Regions from separate parts of the Homo sapiens genome. Here region 2 is linked to region 1. A link is an interaction called in ENCODE POLR2A ChIA-PET data of the cell type or tissue named here. Cell type or tissue: OCI-LY7. All regions are shown on one strand. Each heading gives the region's core, and the rest is flanking DNA. Links, peaks and the distances in the headings are about the cores only.

Region 1 (2,922 bases), core at 321-2,820:
TTGGAGGTTGCAGTGAGCCGAGATCATGCCACTGCACTCCAGCCTGGGCGACAGAGTGAGACTTCATCTCAAAACAAAACAAAACAAAACAAAACAAAACAAAAAATATATATATATGCAAGATTACATCTTTTGGGCCAGGATTGGCGGTTATGATTGTTTGTTTGACATTTATTTAGTGCCATCCTATCATCTGTACCTTCTTTCTATAGCCAGTTCCCAATTAAAAAAAAAACAACAACTCAGACTTGCATGGGGTGTTTCATTTATTCATTCATGGAATATTTATAAATACAAACGGTATTCAAATCATGGTCTGTAGTTCTGATTCCAAACTTGCTGACTTCTAAGCTAATCAGGACCAGTGAGGAAACAATCATAATCACACATATATTTAGTTGCTCCTAACTGGTAACCATAATTATTTTTAGCGAAACACATATAGTAAGTGTTAGTATACAAAGTTCAGGGAAATAACATCTCGGATAGTTTATTTCTTCAGTTTAAGAAGTACAGATATCTTCAATACCCCTGAGAAGTTGTTGCTTAATAAAGGTTTATAACATGAATAAATTATGATTCTGACATCAGGAGTCACATTAGAGTTGGGAAATGTGTTGTTATTATAGAGGAAAGAAGAAACCTAATGATAAAATATTTTCAGAGCATATATTCTCAGCATCAGTTTTTATTTGGATCACATTATTCTGTTATGATAAAGGTCTGTACAATTACTTCTGTTAAAAATTATTATTTCTTTTAAAAAATCCTGTTACATAATTTGAACTTGGTAGGCAATCAAATTCAGTATAATTTTACTTGCCAACAACGAAGCAAGCTTTCATATTAACAATTAATCAGAACTGAAAGGAATCCTAAAATGTCTGTATCATTTGTCAGCCACGTAAATGTCTCTATCTTTGGTAGGATGTAGCAAAATTAAACCCTTTTATTCAAAAAGAATAACAATCGCAAAGCAATTCTCAATATAGATATGGAGGAAATTGGAGCTCATTGTTAGTGGCTAGCAATGAATGGAGAGTTTTGATTTAGGAGAAAAGAGAACAGAAATGATATAAAAGTTAATTTGCAATTCTTCAATGTTAACAAAGCGGAAGAAGGAAAATTAGATGTTTCACTTTAGAGTTAAAGAAGATTTGAAACTTAATATTGCTTTCAGATTCAAAATTTACATTGAACATTTTAATTACCCTATGTGACACATTTAATGATTGTTCTTTCAAAAACAAAATAATATCCAGCATGTTTGGAAAGATTCCCTTTTATATTCTTGAATGGCTGTAATTGAGCTATGCTGTCTTAGTTTCCTTTTTTAAAGCTTTTTGATGAAAGTTTTTTCTCACAAATAGAAAATTTTTATTGTGATCACTTATATTTACAAAACTTGGTAATATAATTATGTGGTTAATATGCCATGGTTTTTACAGGGAAATATAAGATCTATTGTTCTCCCTTTACCAAACCAGAGAAACACATGATCTGTCTCATCCATCAGTAAACTCAAGTGGCCTTTTTTTCAGGCCACAGCCAAGAGATCAAAATCGTGTGACTGTGTGTTTGTTAGAAATCGCTGCAGTTCATTCACTCAGCAAGAGACGCATCATCTTTAAAACAAGTCTATTCATCACTGACTACAAATTCAAGGCCTTCACAGCACCTGTTCTGAGTAACTATGTACTCACAGCTGAAACCTTTACTCATACATTTATTTTGGGGCTGAGCAGCTTTAGCTCTAGAGAACTGAGAAAAAACATCCCACCTACTCTGCACACTTATCTCCTTTAGGTGACCTAATGCTGAGTTCTATAAACCCGGGGTGCATTTAAACAAAATGTTTTGCTTTTTATCCGCAGGAAGAGGCGCTTCAGCGGGCACGTGAGGAAGAAGAGAAAAGGAAGGAAATCACAAGCCATTTCCAGAGTACCCTCACGGACATCCAGGGCCAGATCGAGCAGCAGAGTGAGCGAAATATGAAGCTCTGTCAGGAGAACACAGAGCTTGCAGAAAAGCTGAAAAGCATCATCGATCAGTATGAGCTCAGAGAGGAGGTGAGAACCACATCAAACAACTTAGAACAGTACATAGATCCGGATCTGGGAGCTAAAGGTGGGAACTTGGTTAATAAGACAGTTACAGCCAGCCCTCTCAACTGATTAATATTTAGGATTGGATTTCCTTGACGAGCCAAAATGAAGACAGATGGTCTTACAAAATACCTGACTGAAAGTCATATGGGATTTCTTCAAAACTGGCATCACTACAAAGTAAAGGCAATAAATAGAAAGTGATAGGCTGTGGGCACAGTTTTCCTTGAAAATAATATTTCTCAGCCTTTTAAAAATCCTCTCTCTATAGCCAAAAATAACTCACGCACTCCCTCTTAAGAATTGCCATGTCATCTAAATTAAGAGTCTGTATTCTGGCCAGGCGCGGTGGCTCACGCCTGTAATCCCAGCACTTTGGGAGGCCAAGGCAGGTGGATTAAGAGGTCAGGAGTTCGAGAGCAGCCTGGCCAACATAGTGAAATCCCGTCTCTACTACAAATACAAAAAAAAATTAGCCAGGCGTGGTGGTGGGCGCCTGTAATCCCAGCTACTCGAGAGGCTGAGGCAGGAGAATCTCTTGAACCCAGGAGGTGGAGGTTGCAGTGAGCTGAGATCACGCCACTGCACTCCAGCCCAGGCGACAGTGTGAGACTCCGTCTCAAAAAAAAAAAAAAAAAAAAGAGTCTGTATTCTATGTACCCTACCAGGCCAATAATAGTATTAATAATGTAATCATTGTAATAATAATGATATCATTTATTCAGTGGTTAGTTTGTATCAGGCAATGTGCTAAGTGCTGTACTTTACATACCATATGGCATTTAATTGTCTCAACAATCTTATGCATTAGATAATA
Region 2 (2,922 bases), core at 331-2,830, 82 kb before region 1:
GCTTGTCTGAAAATACTTTATTTCTCCTTCATTTATGAAACTTAGTTTTGCTGGATACAAAATGCTTGCGTGACAGTTTTTTCTCTCCAAGGAGACTAAAGACAGGACCCTGATCCCTTCTGGCTTGTAATGTTTCCACTGTGAAGTCTGCTGTTAGTCTGATAGCTTTTCCTTTATAAGTTACCTGAGGCTTTTTTCTCACTGCTCTTAGAATTCTTTCTTTCACATTGACTTTGGATAGCCTGATGACTATAGGCCTTGGTGATGTCCTTTTTCCAATTGATCTCCCAGGAGTTCTTTGAGCTTCTTGTATTTAGATATCTAAATTTCTAGCAAGGCCAAGGAAGTTTTTCTCAATTATTCTCTCAAAGAAGTTTTTCAAACTTTTTGCCTTCTCTTCTCCCTCAGGAACACCACTTATTCTTAGGTTTGGCCATTTTACATAATGCCATATTTCTTAGAGACTTTGATAATTTCTTTTGATTTTTTTTCCTTTATTTTTGTCTGATTGGGTTAATTCGGAAACTTTATCTTGAAGCTCTGAAATTCTTCCTTTTTTTTTTTTTTTTTTTTTGAGATGGAGTCTCACTCTGTCACCCAGGCTGGAGTGTAGTGGTGCAATCTTGGCTCACTGCAACTTCCGCCTCCCGGGTTCAAGCGATTCTCCTGCCTCAGCCTCCCAAGTAGCTGGGACTATAGGCACACACCACCACACCCGGCTAATTTTTTGTATTTTTAGTTGAGACAGAGTTTCACCATGTTATCCAGGATGGTCTCAATCTCCTAACCTTGTGATCCACCTGCCTCGGTCTCCCAAAGTGCTGGGATTGCAGGCATGAGCCACCACCGTGCCTGGCCTGAAATTCTTTCTTCTACTTGGTCTAGTCTATTTTTAAGCTTTCCACTACATTCTATAATTCCCCAAATGTGTCTTTCATTTCCAAGGGTTCTAATTGGTTTTTCTTTAAAATATCTATTTAGAAATTTTTTAAGTCATATCCTGAATTTTTAAAAATTTCTTTATGTTGGTTTTCACCTTTCTCTTGTATCTCCTTGAGTAGCTTAATAGTCAACTTTTTGAATTCTTTATCTGGTATTTAAAGAGTTTATCTTTGTATAGATCCATTGCTGGAGAGCTCGTGTGATTTTTTGGTAGGGGGTGGTGTTATAGAATGTTGTTTTGTTGTATTGCCAGAATTATTTTTCTGGTTTCTTCTCATTTGGGTAGACTATTTCTTGTAATTATTCTTGAATTTATTTTTGATATTACTCTTTTTTAAAATTTCTTTTCCCCCCATTAGCAATGTGACTTTAATGTTTATAATTTACTGTAGCCTAATGTGGCTCTTGGTGCTTTAGGGATGAAGATTCTGTTCCTTGGTTACAGAGAGTCTCTCTGTATGATGGCTTTCTCAGATGCTGGCTATGGTAGCAATGTGCTTGTTGTGTGAGCAAGTTCAGTGTCCCCTATGAGGTTGGAATGGCAGAGGTCTCTTGAGGTTTCTCATTCCCCCATGGTGTGCACTTTTTTATTCATTTATTTTTTCCTCCAGTATTTTATTTATTGGGTTGAATAGTTCAGGCTTCAGGCCAGTAGAGGAGGTGTCTCTGGGTAGAAACTGGTCATGACTAAAGCAGGTAGGTAAGTGCAATACCCAATGGTGGGCAGAGGTCTCAGCCTTGGCAGAGGTGGCTGGGGTAGCTCTCAGCGAAATGCACTGAGGTCTTTTCAGGGGGAAGAGTGGGAGCTGCCTCAGCTCCACTGCAAGGCAAGCAGGAAAGCCCTTCACCTCCCAATCACACTCCTGACCCAGTGTTTCAGTTATTCAAATCAGGCAGGCACCTCTTTTCATCTGCAGGAATGTTGATGTTCTAAGTAGAGAGGGATTGTAACTCTACCACTTATGCAAGCCTGAACCTGGAGGGTGCCCTTCCTGGAGTGATGCAGTCACCCTGAAGTTTTCTAGAAAGGCTGTCTATAGGTGCACCCATGCTAAGCTCCCATAGGAGAAGTCCCAGATGTGCCTGCAGTGATGGACTAGGGGGAAAAGAAGTTCGCTTCTCCAAGACCCTTCACAAGTGCTAGGGCTGCCTGACTGTTGGGGTAGAGCTATAGACTGGTCACGTGGACGGACTCAGAACCTCCTGGTTAGCCAGGGTGCTGCATGCAATGGTGATAGCTGAGGTCACACACAAGTTTTCTCCTTCCTGGGCTCTGTGTTATTCTACCTGAGAATGCTGTAATGGACTGTGTCAGTTGGCCTCCAGCCAGGAGGTGGTGCTTGCAAAAGAGTGTCAGCTGTGGTAGTAGTGGTGGGATTTGTGCTTGCCTTATGTAACTCAGGGGAGGTATTCTAGAATCTCAGGCAATGGGTGGGTCCATAGAGCTCCCAAAAGTTTCTGTCCCTTGTGTTAAGCTACCAGGGCAAGTGGTGGAGCAAAGCCAGGTGGGGGCTGGGTCAGGCAGGTCCATGCTCTGGCTCTCCACATGCAGGGCAAATAACCCCAGTAGGAGCTGGGGGCCAGTTCTCCGGCTGCTCCGGTAATATTCCAGGAAGCAGTGCAGCTGCCTGTGTTGCACAGAAGAGTTTCACAGGGAGTGGGGAATAGCAGGCAACAGTAAGCCTACCCAGCTCCCACACGCTTAGAAAGGCAGGTGGCAGGTCGCAGGCCAGGCGCGGTGCTCATGCCTGTAATCTCAACACTTTGGGAGGCCGAGGCAGGCAGATCACGAGGTCAGGAGATTGAGACCATCCTGGCCAACATGGTGAAACCCCATCTCTACAAAAAATACAAAACTTAGCCGGGCATGATGGCACATGCCTGTAATCCCAGGTACCTGGGAGGCTAAAGCAGGAGAATTGCTTGATCCCAGGAGGCGGAGGTTATAGTAAGCCAAGATCACTCCACTGCACTCCATCC

What was found. Peaks named below come from ENCODE experiments on the same cell type or tissue, not always from the same donor. Only the 100,000 strongest peaks of a DNase experiment are listed, where the experiment ranks them.
Region 2: POLR2A ChIA-PET joins it to region 1 with 6 read pairs; 3 of 35 experiments call an interaction of 5 or more read pairs at or near these places.

What each region holds. Positions count from the first base shown.
Region 1 is chr6:139,261,726-139,264,647 of GRCh38, reverse strand. It overlaps TXLNB (taxilin beta), which reads left to right. Exons shown (of 10, transcript NM_153235.4): 5 at 1,875-2,069. Among named protein-coding and RNA genes, the nearest start is that of TXLNB, 29 kb to the left of the region's middle. RefSeq lists an enhancer at 1,241-2,440. In OCI-LY7, for the core only: no CTCF peak of the experiment used is centred there; a DNase peak (open chromatin) is centred at 1,707; H3K4me3 peaks cover 2,127 bases; H3K27ac peaks cover 2,233 bases.
Region 2 is chr6:139,343,732-139,346,653 of GRCh38, reverse strand. No RefSeq gene overlaps it. Among named protein-coding and RNA genes, the nearest start is that of CITED2, 29 kb to the left of the region's middle. In OCI-LY7, for the core only: no CTCF peak of the experiment used is centred there; no DNase peak of the experiment used is centred there.